2 separate regions of the Mus musculus genome follow, and region 2 is linked to region 1. A link is a loop called in an ENCODE intact Hi-C map of the cell type or tissue named here. Cell type or tissue: heart. All regions are shown on one strand. Links, peaks and the distances in the headings refer to the core of each region. The heading gives the core; the rest is flanking DNA.

Evidence for each region. Hi-C counts contacts between places; a loop is a spot of excess contacts. Peaks named below come from ENCODE experiments on the same cell type or tissue, not always from the same donor. Only the 100,000 strongest peaks of a DNase experiment are listed, where the experiment ranks them.
Region 2: a loop joins it to region 1, with 8 times the contacts of the local background. A loop is called at or near these places in 5 of 42 quality-filtered maps.

Annotation. Positions count from the first base shown.
Region 1 is chr16:33,334,132-33,341,622 of GRCm38, reverse strand. No RefSeq gene overlaps it. Among named protein-coding and RNA genes, the nearest start is that of 1700007L15Rik, 43 kb to the left of the region's middle. In heart, for the core only: a CTCF peak has its summit at 4,241; a DNase peak (open chromatin) is centred at 4,252; H3K27ac peaks cover 565 bases.
Region 2 is chr16:33,482,474-33,489,964 of GRCm38, reverse strand. All of the region lies in intron 7 of Zfp148 (zinc finger protein 148), which reads right to left. Among named protein-coding and RNA genes, the nearest start is that of Slc12a8, 32 kb to the left of the region's middle. In heart, for the core only: no CTCF peak of the experiment used is centred there; no DNase peak of the experiment used is centred there.

The DNA of each region.
Region 1 (7,491 bases), core at 2,112-6,111:
CTTATTTAAGGTTCTATTGCTGTGGACAGACACCGTGATCCTGGCAACTCTTATAAAGTTAAGTATTTACTTGGGGCTGGCTTACAGTTTCAGAGGTTCAGTCCATTATTGTCATGGTGGGAAGCATGATGGCATGCAGGCAGAATGGTGCAGGAGTAGCCAAGAGTTCTATACCTGGATCCAAAGGCAACCAGGAGACTCTATGCCATGCTGGGCAGAGCTTGAGCATAGGACACCTCAAAACCCACCTTCACAGTGACACGCTTCCTTCAAGGCCACGATTCCTTATGGTCTTTCCTTATGTGCCAAACATTCAAACACGAATCTGTGGGGGTCATTTCTACTTAAACCACGACACTAACCACAAATAAATCCTAACCTTCAGACCAAACTGTATGTGTATGCATGGTTGTCCAGGAGTGGGAACAAGGCCATGTTAGTAAAGTCTACAGAATAGTCCGGGCAAGAGTCAGAATCAGCTTCCCACAGAAGGGCACGCATGTGGAGGAGGGGTCAACAGAGAATGGCTATAGATAAAGGAAGAGAGGAAGAAGGGAAAGCCACCAGGAAGGCTTGTGTTATCAATGTGCATCAGGAAGGGGAACGTTGGCTACAGAAATACAGGGAAATGGGGGAGAGATAGGCCTGGGACAAGGTATGGAATTGCTGAAGATCTGAGCTATTGTTCAAGAGTACTGGTATATTTACTGTAATAACCAACTACTAATAACTGAGGAGTATGTCTCCTCACAGCCTACAGTACAGCATAGCCAATTTGGAGCAGGGCAGTGTTGTTAGGGGCTCATTAGCCACCTTTCTTGTCACTGGGACAAAATACCCGGTAGAAGCAACTTCAGGTGGGAGAGCCTGATCTTGGCTCTCAGCTATGAAGGGCTCAGTCTATCATGGTGGGAAAGGTGTGGTGGCTACAGTGGATCAGCATAGAGTGGCTGGTTCTTACAGTGGTGGCTTGCGAAAGGCGCAGAACGAGAAGCAGAATGCTAGCCCAGCAGCAAAGGGAAGCTATACCTTCAAAGGCCCACCTTCAGCATCACACAAGCCAGGCCCCAAACCTCCCAAACATCACCACTAGCTGGGAACTAAGTCAAACCCATGAGTCTGTAGGGGACATTTTACATTTAAAAGGGGACAGGTTTCATCTTGTTAAAGTCAGGGTCTCACCATTTATTCCTGGTTGGCATAGAACTTGCTGTGTCGTGAACCAGGCTCACATTGAATTCATCGAGCTTCCCCTGCCTCAGACTCCTGTCCACCACCATGCCTGGCCCATGCTCCCCTTTCCCTCCATACTCCATCTTTTAAAAGTTATCCATTTGATTTGTTATGTAGGGTCTCACCCATCTCAGGCTGGCTTAATCTATGAAGCCAAGGATGCCCTTGCATCCCGATTCTCCTGGCTCCACCTCCCAAATGCTGAGATTAGGGGCACAAACTACCATATCTGATCTAACAGTCACTGGTGTTAGGAATGTAAGGCAAGCTCTCTATCAGTTGAGCTATTGCTCCCCACACCCCGCCCTTATATTCCTTCCTTCTGTCTTGTCCTGCAAGCTGCAGTCTGATGCTCCGATCTCAGATCTGAAATGATCGATTCTGGTGTTCTTTCACATCCCTGTCTCTGTGGAGATGAAAGAGAGCAAACATGGACAATGTCCACTTTCCTTTTATGGAGATGACCCCAGAAGGACAAAGATGGCAGCAACTAGCACAAGGGAACCTGGGAAACAGTCTGTTACACAGCTGGAACTGAGGGGTCTGTCTTTAAAGGAAGAGGAGAATGACAGCCAGAAGGAAAATGCTCTCTCTTGAAAAGCCAGTAGTCACCTTTGCAGGTCTGGTCCCGCTCTCTAGTCTCCAGGGAGGGGATGGACTGAACTGAGACAAAGTAGTCTCTGAGAAAGCCTGGGCTGCCTGGTAATAGAAAAGCTTGGTAGTTTGAAGAGTAACAGAATAGCAAGGTTGTTTGTGTAAGAAAGGGGGGAGGGGTGGGAACTAGGTCTGCTTATCAAAGTCAGGGGCATGGAAGAGAGAAGACAGTCCAGATGCTGGCAAGGAAGGAGTCGGTTGGTTGGTTGGTTGGTTGGTTGGTTGGTTGGTTGGTTAGTTGGTTAGTTGAGAAGGGGCTCAAATTAATCAGAAGGGGAAAGACCTGAGGACACATGGAGTGGTTAGCATTCTACACTTCTTTCTTGGGATAAAAGAGAAAGAGTAGTAGCTGGGCAGTGGTGGTGCACGCCTTTAATCCCAGCACTTGGGAGGCAGAGGCAGGAGGATTTCTGAGTTCAAGGCCAGCCTGGTCTACAGAGTGAGTTTCAGGACAGCCAGGACTACACAGAGAAACTGTCTCAAAAAAAAAAAACAAAAACAAAAACAAACAAACAAACAAAAAGAAAGAAAGAAAGAGAGAGAGAAAGAGTAGCCTATGCATCAAGAGATGGGTCCAGGGCTCAGAGACGGCTCCAAGGTTAAGAGCACTTGCTACTGTTGCAAAATACGAGCTTTTGCCTCCCAGCATCCACGCTGGGAACTCACACTGCCTGCAACTTCAGCTCTGGGGGGTCAAACACTCCTAGTTTCTGAAGACAATTGTACTCACATGTGAGCTACACACACAAGTAAAGATAAATTAAATCTTTTTAAAAACAGAGAGATGGAGACACTTGAATATAGAGTGGGAACACTGAGCAAGCCTGTATTCGGGTCATCTAATCACACCCATGCATGCGTTTCCTGCCTGCATTTGTACACATGGAGGCTGCTAAGAGCTCATGAAATTTCAGAGGGAATGTGCCGTCTTAACCAGGACTACCCTGCCCCTTGCAGAATATAAATAAATATGCTGTCCCTCCCTCAACAGAGCGAGGGACCTGAAAGCCAAACAGACACTGTGGACACAGAGTTGCCCTCAATAAATATTTGTTAAACAAGCACATGCATGAATGAATGAACAAACACATCTTGCTTCCTGTGACTCTGGACAGGCCCACATGCTCAGCACATTTAAATTCCTCCTCAAACACCATTGTTCCTCTGGGCCGATGCTCATCTCACAGAGTCTGTTTGCAAGCCTGCCTCCTTCTCTCAAAGGTGAACCTGGTATTACTGAGATAATATGGATTTTAGCAGGCAGTATTTAGGCCGCGTGTTGGAGCTATTAGAGATTGGAAGGATCCACTTGGGCCAGATGCCAGCTTCGTATGTTTAAAACCCTGGTATAGGTTAGGACTGTAGGTAGGTGGGAAGGTGCTTATGAAGGGCACAGGTTCAAGTCCCAACATAAGGGGTACAGATTTAAATAATAGGTTGAGCTTGCTGTGGTATTTTCCCCCTCCAAAAGGTGACTGGCCCTTGATGGAAGTCCTCTATGGCGGTTTCTTTTGTTGTGTTTGTGTGATTTTAATTTTTGTTGTTTTTGTTTTTCTAGACATGGGTTCTCTGTGGAATAGCCCTAGCTGTCCTGGACTTGCTTTGTAGACCTGGCTGGACTCAAACCAGCCTGCTTCTGCCTCCTGAGTGCTGGGATTAAAGGCATGCGCCACCACACCAGGCAAGATTTAAAATTTGTACTGTTATATCTACTTTGTATTTTGCATGTGCGCTTGTGGGCAAGAACTGGTGAATGTCATGTGTATAGAGGTCAGAGGCCAACTTGCAGGAACCGGTTCTTGCCTTCTAGCTGTGGGTTCTGGGGGTAGGGGTTGAACTCAGGTCATCAGACTTGAGGGTGGCGTTTGTGGGCTGAGCCCTCCCACAGACCCTGCTTCCGTCTGATTTTGAGACAGTGTTTCATGACCTCGGCACACTCAGGTAGCTCAGAAACAAACAATCAAACCAAACCAAAACAACGTCCCCCGGCACCACTTTTGCCTTCGGTTCACCTACCTTTCTTGTCTGCGCTTTTTAAATTTAGGAGAGTATTTCCAGGAGACAGTGATCCTGGAGGGAAATTAGAACAAACGCTTCCTGATCGATTACGAGTCACTCGCAAAACCAGGAAATCTCGTATTATAGAGTCATTGTAGATGGTGACGTGTTAGAGATCAAATATAAACAAACAAAAGATGGACTTGGTAGTTGTTGCTTAATGGGCTCAGGGGCGCCCTCCTGTGGGCCAGTCCCTACCCCGGGCCTCCAGAGACTGCGGCCCTCCCCTGAGCTTCCATCTGGAGCCTGGTCTGTTGAATGAAAGGTATGCACATCCTCACCGTAGAGGGAGAGTCGCCAGGTTCAGCTTTCAAACTGCAGAAATGAAGAGCAAGCCAAATGATGACATCACCGTTGGTTTGCGAGGCTGCCTGCCTCCTGGTGGAGGGCACAGAAGCTTCACTTTTGTCCTTGCTGTGGGACTGGCACTGACTGGCCACTTCTGGCTGAAGGTCAGAGCTGAAGCAGACCCACTACCCTTGGAAATCCCTGTCTTGTTTCTGTCCAGACCAAACCTCCTCCTCTTCTTTGTTTCTTTTTGTTGTGTTTTTGTTTTTTTTTTTTCAAGGCAGAGTCTCATGTGGCCCAGGCTGGTCCAGAACTTGCTTTGTAGCTTTGAACTCCCTGATCATTCTGGCTCCACCTACCAAGTGCTGGGGGTTTCAGGTGTCCGACACCATGCCGTGTAGACAGGACACTCTCTAGGCCAGTAGTTCTCAGCCTTCCTAATGCTGTGACCCTTGCATACAGTTCCTCATGTTGTAGTGACCCCCCAACCATAAAATTATTTCATTGCTACTTTGTAATTTGGCTAATTATAAATCACAGTATAAATATCTGATAGGCAACCCCCATGAAGGTCACAACCCACAGGTTGAGAACCACTGCTCTAGAGCATTCTTTAGAGCCCTGTCTCTCTGGGGCAAGACAAGAACAAGGGAGTGAGGGAGCTAAGAGAACCACCGCTTACATTTGTGGGGGGCACCGCCTTAGCCCATAGCCTGCTTCCCAGTGTTCCAGGCAGGGGGATCAGGAGACCAAAGCCAACACCCACTATTGCTCTTAGTCCCTGCCTGCCTTCTAGAATATTCTACCAGCTTCTGGCTAGGGACCAGCTAGTGATTCTATATCATTTCTAGTTTGACATCGAAACCTCTGAGTTTTCAGCCAACATCACAGCAAGGCCAGTCTCCTCCATCCCTCCCTCCCTCCCTTCCTTCCCCACACCCTTTCTTCCTCTCCCCGTCCCCCTCCCCCCCATCTCCCTTCCTCCTGTCGCCTTCCTCATTTTTTATCCTCCAGAGACTATACCTGAATAGACCACACACATTTTCATGATATTTCCTAACGAAAACTAAAGGAGTAAATTGCAAACCTGCATTCATAACTATTTCTGGGTGCTACAAATTGGTGCTAGCCCTTAGCTGTTTTTCTCTGACCACATAGTTTTCCTATCCTTGAGTGAGACCGTCTCAGTCTGCCTCAGCGCATGCCATTGTCCCAGGACTGACCCAGCCTGGGATTGGCGTCCTTTCTAATTACAGAGAAGCACACACACACCCTCCCCCGCCAGGTCCGGTGCATCTGATATTTCATACCCAGTGTTTGGTTCTGGGTGTCAGATTTTAAGATGCACACTGACAGATTGGAGAGAACAACCAGGTAGTGAGGACTCTGGAAACCATCTTATACCAAGAAGGGGAAGAAAGCAAAACAAAACAAAACAAAATGCTCACCCAGGGCTGGAGAGATGGCTCAGCGGTTAAGAGCACTGACTGCTCTTCTGAAGGTCCTGAGTTCAAATCCTAGAAACCACATGGTGGCTCACAACCATCCGTAATGAGATCTAACACCCTCTTCTGGTGGGTCTGAAGACAGCTACAGCATACTTATATATAATAATAATTTAAAAAATCTTAAAAAACAAAGAGTCAGGCAGTGATGGCACATGCCTTTAATCCCAGCACTTGGGAGGCAGAGGCAGGCAGCTACACAGAGAAATAAAAACCAAAAGTAAAGGAAGGAAGGAAGGAAGGAAGGAAGGAAGGAAGGAAGGAAGGAAATGCTCAACCAGAAGAGAGAGTTTTTTTTGGTTTTGTTTTTTTGTTTTGTTTTGTTTTGTTTTGTTTTGTTTTGTTTTTTGGTTTTTCGAGTCAGGCTTTCTCTATATAGACCTGGATATCCTGGAACTCACTTTGTAGACCAGGCTGGCCTTGAACCCAGAAATCCAGCTGCCTCTGCCTCCCGAGTGCTGGGATTAAAGGAGTGCGCCACCATGCCTGGCTAAGAGAAAGGGTTTATTGCTTGTGTCTGCATGGGTGCAGCATGGTGCTACTTTGAGGGCATCTTAAAGGACCCAGTTTAACTCACCCAGTTCTATTTAAGTGGTGTTGTGTGGCAGTTTCTTCCAAGATTAAAACCTTTCCTCCTGGAGGGAAGCTCACTGTGAGAAAGGATGCTTACAAGGAAGTGAAACACACGGAAGCTCATTAAGCTAAGAAGTGAACACCTGTAAGCTTCAGGAAGTTCCTAAAACTGATCAGATTCACTAGGCCCCTCTGTCCCTAAGCAAACGCAAGCCGTTAGAACAGAGAGACGCTCAGGGAAGCCTGGAAGAGGCTCAGACCAACTTAACTACTAGAAAGGACATTCTTCATCCTGCTGAGCTGCCTGCAGGCTGCGCAGTGCACTATAGTATTCATGAGCCGTCACCCATGCTGGGTAGGCTCTGGTGATGCAGCTGTCTCTGAGTAATTTCTGCTTCTATAAGTAACCCCTCAGCCATATTCTTTTATGCAGTATAACTCAATGGTTCTCTGAGTTGATCTCTGGTGGTATCTGATCTTTGGTCAATCTTTGGTTCCTTATTTGGGGTGAGTACATATTTGTTCACATTTCCCTGGGGAATAGTGTCACATGACAGGTAGCATGGACCTTTCTAAGAAGACATTAAGGGTCTTTTTGCTGAGACTGTTCCTAGGTCTCATCTGGCCCTACAGAGGAGTGGTTCTGGACAGTTCTCTTGTCTGGCAGAAGGCTGTCCTTGCAGTCCTATAACTCATTTCTATGCATTAAACAGAGAGACCTGGAGGTTTGGGGCGACTGTGGTCCCGTTAGCCCTTGCTGCCTCTAGACATCAGTCAGTTTTCACCTGTAATTCTTCTCCTTTGAAATCCTGACAAGCTCTTTGGGAATTTCAAATGTTCCCTTCCGTAGGGTGACACCCCGCTTGCTTTACATTTTAAACTTCAAAGCTGCTTTGGAGCATAAAGGTTTGCTTTGTAACATCTTAAAGGTTTCTAGCCACAGGGAAAGTGACTTGAACTCTTTGCTTTTGAAGTTGATACCTTGTCCACCAACTTCCTGGTTACCTTGGCCATCCTTTCAGGATGTGGAGGCATCCCTGTGAACTTGCCTTTGCTCTGGAAGAAGAGGTCTGCCTCTGACCCATCTAGCGCATCTTAGGGCATTCTAGAGCAGGGGAGGCCGGAGGTGCCCATCCCACATCTCCAAGAGATCTCAAAAGAAGGTGACTGAACACACTCA
Region 2 (7,491 bases), core at 1,423-5,422, 150 kb before region 1:
ATTCAAGAATATGTTAGCTATTAACATAAAGTGAAGAGGCTGGTAGTAAATTAATGTTATTACACCTACAAACTAATTATAGTTATAATTCAACAACTAGGCCATACATGCCAAATGAAAACATTCTTAAACTGAACTTGGGCAAAACTGAGATCAGAATTATTAAGCTCAACACATGGACTAGTAACCACACTCCCAGGAGCTTGCTCCTAATGTTGGGAGCACTGAGACTGAGACCTAGCACGCTCAGGAGGTCAGGAAAGAGCAGTCATCAGGCTGGGAGCTGTGCACCAGCCAGGAAAACTACATTCTACAGAAGAGCATCCGAGACCAAGCACAACCTAGGAGGGGAAAATCCGGACAGTAACATGAGAACATGTCAATTTCAGGTTCAACCCAACGGGCAAAAGAACTGTGGCCTAAAGATCCTTAATGAAGAAGTGACTTTAGCCAGGCGGCGGTGATCAACACCTTTAATGCCAGCACTTGGGAAGGGAGGCAGGATGATCTCTTGTGAGTTTGAAGCCAGTCTGGTTGAATGAGTTCCAGGGCAGACGGGCTTATAGAGAAAATCTGTCTCAGAAAACGAAAAGTAGGGCTGGAGAGCTGGCTCAGCGGCTAAAAGCACTCATTGCTCTTTCAGGGGTCCTGAGTTCAATTCCCAGCAACCACATCATGGCTCACAACCATCTGTAATGGGATCTGATGCCCTCTTCTGGTGTCTGAAGACAACGACAGTGTACCATATAAGTAAAAATAAATCTTTGTGAGAGAGAGAGAGAGAGAGAGAGAGAGAGAAGTAAAAGAAGTAGGAAGGAAAAAAGTAACTTGAGAACACTTCAATGGGAAGCAATTTTCAAAACCTATCTTTCTGAGATAGAATGCTTTTTCTTTGCCTAAAATGAAAAGTTCTAAGAATTGGAACTCTAAAAACACTGTATTATGTTTGCCTCATTCATTCATTTTAAACTGTAGGCTAGTCCAGGCATAGTGGGAGACAGGACATTCAGGAAGCTGAGGCTAGAGAACTAAGTTCAAGGCAAACACAGGCCACAGAGAAAGATATGGTCTACTCATGAATGAGTTTCTCTTACAAAGCTTTGAAAGGATCTATTTATAAGACTGTATATGTAGTCTAGTCCTAGATTCCTGAGAATAAAGCAGCTAACATGGGACCTGCTTCCTAGCTTCTAAGTATTCATGTTTAGACTTCTTTGTTTACCCAACACACTAGGAAACTAATTCCCTTAAGTAAGAGAAAAATCCCAAGAAAACCCTAATCATAACTTCAAGTAGCTTAGAGTTGGTCTAGGACAGTAGCTCTCACCCTTCCTGATGCTGCGACACTTTAACACAGTTCCTCATGCTGTGGTGCCCCCAACCATAACATTATTTCGTTGCTACTTCATGACTGTCATTTTGCTTTTATGAATAGTAATTATCTGGTATGTGGCCCTTACATGGGGTCATAACCCTCAGGATGGGAACCCCTTGTCTAGAACGAGGTATGAAAACTGGAACAGAGCAGCCTGCTGAGCAACATGAGCACGGCCACTGTCACCTGGTGCTGTCTCTCTTGAATGAAGGCTGGATATACTGCGCAGTCTGGCCTCACACTGTCAGCCTCCAGAGTGTTGAGATTATAAGTTTGCACCACCAAACAAGTTTAACATTCCATTTTTTAAATCAGCCCAGCTGTACAGTTGGAGTACACATGGGTACAAAGCACCTTGGCCTATTAATACTAAGTAATTAACATCCCAAAGGCATCTAGCAGATCTAACTTTAGGCATAATATTAATTAATGGCAAATGTCATCTAAATGTGACATTACTAGGAATTAGTAAAATGAGCGGGTTTCCTATTATTACTATGTGCAAAAAGAAATGATTTTGTAATTCCAAAACATAGAAACAGATTTTAAAATGCATAAGTAAATACTGTCCTGATTTATAGTATCTGAAGTTAGCCTGTTTCTGAACGTTACAGGCAGCACTGACAGTACGCGCTTTAAAGTAACAGACCAACAATGAAGACAGCACTCAGCACACACATGTCAGCTGACACCCCACCCCCAATTCCTAATAAGGAAAAAATCCTCCTCACCAGACTGTTTTCCTCCTCTTCATACAACACTGTATATAGGCATCTCAGCCTTCTCGGTGAATTATTAGTTATACTAAACATAATATATAAATATATACTAAATATAATCTCCTAATTAATTAAAGTATCAAGGGATAAAAACCAATCCTCAAAAGCAAACTTTATCACTAAATGTGTTTCCTAATCAGGGCCTTAATTAGGGGCCTTAGGCTTTCTGATGACTCCCTGCACCTAATGCCTTATTATTTTGCTATAATAAAAAGACCTGCCAGCTCCTATTAACTGTACTCTGCACTGCATTTCACATACACTGTTTTTATGCTTTTGTTTTTGTTTTTTTTTTTACATACACCCAAAAAAGTGTTTATTTTAGAGTAGTAAATAACATGATAAACAGTAAGGCTTGAGAAGTGTTCAAGAGGCAGGGACGGGGAGATGACAGCTGACGATAGCACAGCAGGAGAACTGTAGTTCAAATCAATTTATTGTCAATTCCTACCAAAGAGGATTCCAACTGTTCCTCCCACAAAGAAAAGACAACCGCATCAGGGAATGAATGTGCCCACTGCCCTGATCCCATCTCTGTACACTGTACACAGGCGCTGAAGCACCGTTCTGCCCCCCATAAAAATATATACTCTTAATGTGTAACAATCATAAATAAAACTTATATCAATACAACCTGGGGGGACTCTGTCAGAATAGAGCAGCCAAGATAAATATTCTTAAGTATACACATATTTGCATGTAAAATCTAGGCAGTGCAGATCAAAGAAAAGATACTTTCACAATGCCCAGATTCACTTAGTGTGACTATCTCCAGCTGCACCCATTTACCCAGAGATGAAACACTTTGCTCTTTATCGCTGAAGGAAGTCCACTGTGTATATTTACCACATTTCTTTACTTCTTGTTGGTTTCATAATTTAGCTGCTGTAAATTGTGCTCTATTTAGTTAAAAGTGTGATATATTGAGTAAGAATAGAGAGAGTGGCCGCCCTCATCTCATTCCAGGGTTTAGAGAAAATGCTCAGCTTTCTCTCATTTACTATGATGCTGGCTATAGTCTACAGCATACACTGTTTACTATGTTGAAGCTCGCTTGGTGTCTTCCTAATCAAGGCACACACACTGCATTTGAGAAATACAGTTTGAATGCTGCTTTATGTTGACCACAGAGTATGAACACTGCTATTATACAGAATCCACATACTCTGATGCAGAATCAGCCATCTCTCTCCTCTCTGTATTGGGCTGTCAAATAGCTAAAACAAAACGAAGCAGACAAACCTCCCCCCCAACCCAATCACTACAGGTCCTATGGCCATGAGGTCACCTCCTTCCTACACATACACTATGTTTTTTTGTTTTTGTTTTGTTTTTTTTGGGGGGGGGGGGTTCGAGACAGGGTTTCTCTGTATAGCCCTGGGTGTCCTGGAACTCACTTTGTAGACCAGGCTGGCCTCAATTGTTTGTTTTTTAAATCTTCTTACAACTACAGTAGAAAGACAGCTAAGTGGTAAAGGTGACAAGCCTGGTATTTAAGGGAACCTGATTAACTCCTGGGACCCACATGTGAAAGGCAGAAACTGGCTCTCTCAAGTCGATTTCTGACCTCCACACATGCAGTGTGTGAACACCTTGTAGAAGCCAGTTCTCTCTCTTCCATTTTGTAAGTCTCAGGGATCTAACTCAGGAAAGCAGGCTTGGCGACAAGCACCTTTACCTTCTGAGCCATCTCCTGCCTACATTTTCAGGTTTTAAAAACAAAGCTGTAATGTTTTCCTGTTTTTTAATGCTTGTGTTAAATCATATACAAATTTGCACCCTTGGCTACGGATTAATACTGATAGTGTGCAGAGCCTTGGCTTATGACAGACTATGACTCTTTTGGTAAACGATCATCACATACTTGAAAAGAATGTGGGACAGTAAGTTTTGGATGAATGAGCTCTAATATGTATGTCCAAAGCACAGTCCAGATGTGTCCACATCCATGAATTGCTATGAATGTGGCCTAGCACATTTGTAGATGACGCATTACGCATCTCAATGTCAACGGGCTGAGCAGACCAGGTCCCCGTGGTCATGGTTCCAGTTCTTTTCCAGCTGATTTAAAAAATAATCTGATGAACAACTTGCTTTTATTTTTCCTTTCTGTGTTGGCTTGTCTTACACATTTAAAAACATCCAGTCTTCTGATGTTACCAAACCTTGGTGACATGTTTTCCATCTTTTCTGTTTGATGCTTGAAAACTCTTCTTTGGCTGTGTTTACTGTAGCCATAACTGTCTACAGTGTATGCTTTTCTAATGTTTTCGTGTTTCCTCTTGCTGATCCTTACGTATAAAAGATGTCTCCTGATCTTTGACTTGGTATAGCCTGACTCTATTCTGGAGTATTTAAGCTATTTACATTAGGACTTTCGGATTAAACATAATCATATACCACTTGTCCACTATTGGATCATTTGGTTTGGGGTTAATCAGGTACAGGCCTCTAGCCCAGAATTTCGAAATCTGAAATGCTCCAAAATCCAAAACTTTCTGAGTGCCAAAGTGAGACAGGAAGCAGTTCCACATGCAACCTCTCATGGTATGGATACTATACCACAGTGCAGCCAGCTGAAGTAAGTCTTATCACATAACCTTTTAGGGTATATGTGCCACCACAGCAATAAAGTTCCTGTGATACTTGGATCCAACCCTAAGGCATCTTATGCAAAAGCAGTTATTACAAAATCTAAACCATTTCAATTTTAAACACTTTGAGTGTATCTCAAAGTGTATCTCTTAGCAGTTTCTTTTCCTGTGTGTTTGATTATATGACTGTGACTTGCTTTAAAATTCTCCTCCTCTTCTTCCCATTTTGCTTTGGTCCATGTAGTTCTTGCTGTCCTATATATAACTTGCTCTGTAGCTGGCCTCAAACTCACACAGATCTGCCTTAGCTACATATTTGATGTCCCTGCCACTCTTCTGTCTTTCTCTGCCTCTCCATGTTTTTCTCTTCTCTTCATCACTGTGTGTGTGATGTATATGTAGAAGGTGTACATGTGGAGGCCAAAGGACAACTTGAAGGAGTTGTTTCTCTCTCCCCACTGTGTTAAGGCAGGGTCTTTCTCGTTTCTATTGCTGTGCTCTGTACTCCAGGCTAGCAAGCCCATGAACTTCACACACATCTCCTATCTCTACCTTCTGTAAGAAATGCTGGGATTATCGATGCACACCACCATGTCTGGCTATTTCACCACCACGTCTGGCTATTTCACAGTTCTAGAGGTAGAACTCGGGCCATTAGGGTTGCATGACCGGAACTTTTACTGCTGAACCATGTTGCTGGTCCTACTTCCTTGTTTTCATATGGGATCATTTTTCTTCCATCTAAGGAATGTTTATAGCTCTTAAATTGTGGGACCACTGATAATAAATGTTCTTGGTTTCTGTTCATCTGAATACAGTTTTACTCCATCCACACTTTGGATGGATAGTTTCCTGGGTACAGAACTCTATACTGATTTAAAAATGGATCTATAAAGATGCAATATCTGATGACTTTATTATCTTTACTGAAAAAAAAAAATGAGCTAGGGCCTGGGATATAGCTCAGCTAGTAGAGTGTTTGCCTAGCACACAGAAGGCAGTGGGTTTGATCCCTAATACTATATAAATGAAGTGTGGTGGTGTATACTTGTAGTCTCAGCACTGGGGAGGTATACAGCCAAGACCAGAAATTCTGAGTTATTCTCAACCACAAAGAGAATTCAAGGCCAGGGAAGGATACACAAAAGCCCATCTAAAACAAAAATGGACGTTCACTGCCATAGGTGAGAGCTGCTCTCAGCCCTGGTCACAGACCCTTCTGTTTGCAGCTACAAGAGTTAATGTAAAGACCCAGAAACTGGAGTCCTCACCCCTAAATAGGATGCCTATATCACCCCTCCAGAGTCCAGGGGGCACAGGCATCAATGCTATGCTGTACCTTCCTGGAACCATATGGCTATTGTACCCATTTATTCACAGCATCAATGCTACCTGCTCCAGACTTCCACGAAACTGTACCTATGAAAGCACTCAATCATGGATGGGGAGATCTCCATAAGGCCCCACCACTTTCTGAGACTATAGGCCCTTAGTGGTTACATGTGGAGTGAGTCCCCTTCTCACTGGCAAGTTGCCCCTACTAGAGTACATGACGTCCAGCAGTGCTCATACAGGCAGTCCTAATTAAAATGCAGTGGTCCCCAGAGAGAGAAAGAAGAAGATGAGAAGTGGAAGGTCAGTGGGAGGAGGAGTGGTGAAAGGCTGGTGACAGGAGAGGCAGTACTCAAAGTATGGAAGCATGAAATTATGAACAAGTACACTAACAAGAAAACTGAAACGCAGGGAGGAAGTTAGGTACTGTTACTATGAAGTTTCTTGGGGGGCAGGAACTTGTAAAAGCACTTGCCACACAAATCCAACACCTCAGTTTGACACCCAAACCCATGGTGGAAGAAGGGAACCAACTCCTTGAAGCTGGCCCTGCTCTCCATGTATGTACTCTGGCACATACCTGTGCACACATAACTTTAAAGTATTCAGTCTTTACAGGTTCAGTTATTTTGAAATGAAAGCCCCCTACCCCCTTTTGCTGTGCTGGAGAGGAAGAAGAGCCTGGCACATGTTGGGCAAGCACTGTAACACCAAGCTGTGCCCTCAGCCCTTGGTTTACACTGTGTATGTAGCCTTTCTGCCCTTCTCCAGAGTGCTGGGGCTGCAGACATACACCAACACCTGTAGCTTGCCTGTATGCTTCCCTCCCGTGCTGTTTGGTGTTAAAAGGACTTTTGAGTTTAATTTAGTGTCTGTTCTAAATATTTAGAAGCATGGTCACTCTCTGCTAATGCTGTTAGTTCCAGTTCATTTTTAGAATTCTAATGACAAAGGTATACTCCGCTATAACCTGAATTCTAGCTCCACCATGTGCAGATTCTCTCACCCATCTGGTGTAGAGCATTACAGACTGACTATTCCTGAGAGAAGTGAAGAAATGTTTATACTATAAATCTGGGTGTTTTCCATGTTATTTTTCTCTCAATGACTTCCAATCTACTAATCTTCTCTTTTGTAGCCTCTTTTGTATCACTTACTATACTGTTCAATTCTAGAACTTTCAAGAGCTTTTCATAGGATGCAATTCTTTGGTAAAATTTATTTTTCATCTATTTTCTATACTACATAAGTGACAGTTTACACTTTAAAGTCTCCTTCTGATATCCCTACAAAGAACAGCTCTATTTCTGGGCTGTTATTTCCTCTTATCATTTGGCTGCTCTAGTCTCTGGCTGAGAAGCACGGGCCAGGTATGGGGCGCATGCCTGTCAGCCCAGCACATGAGGCAGAA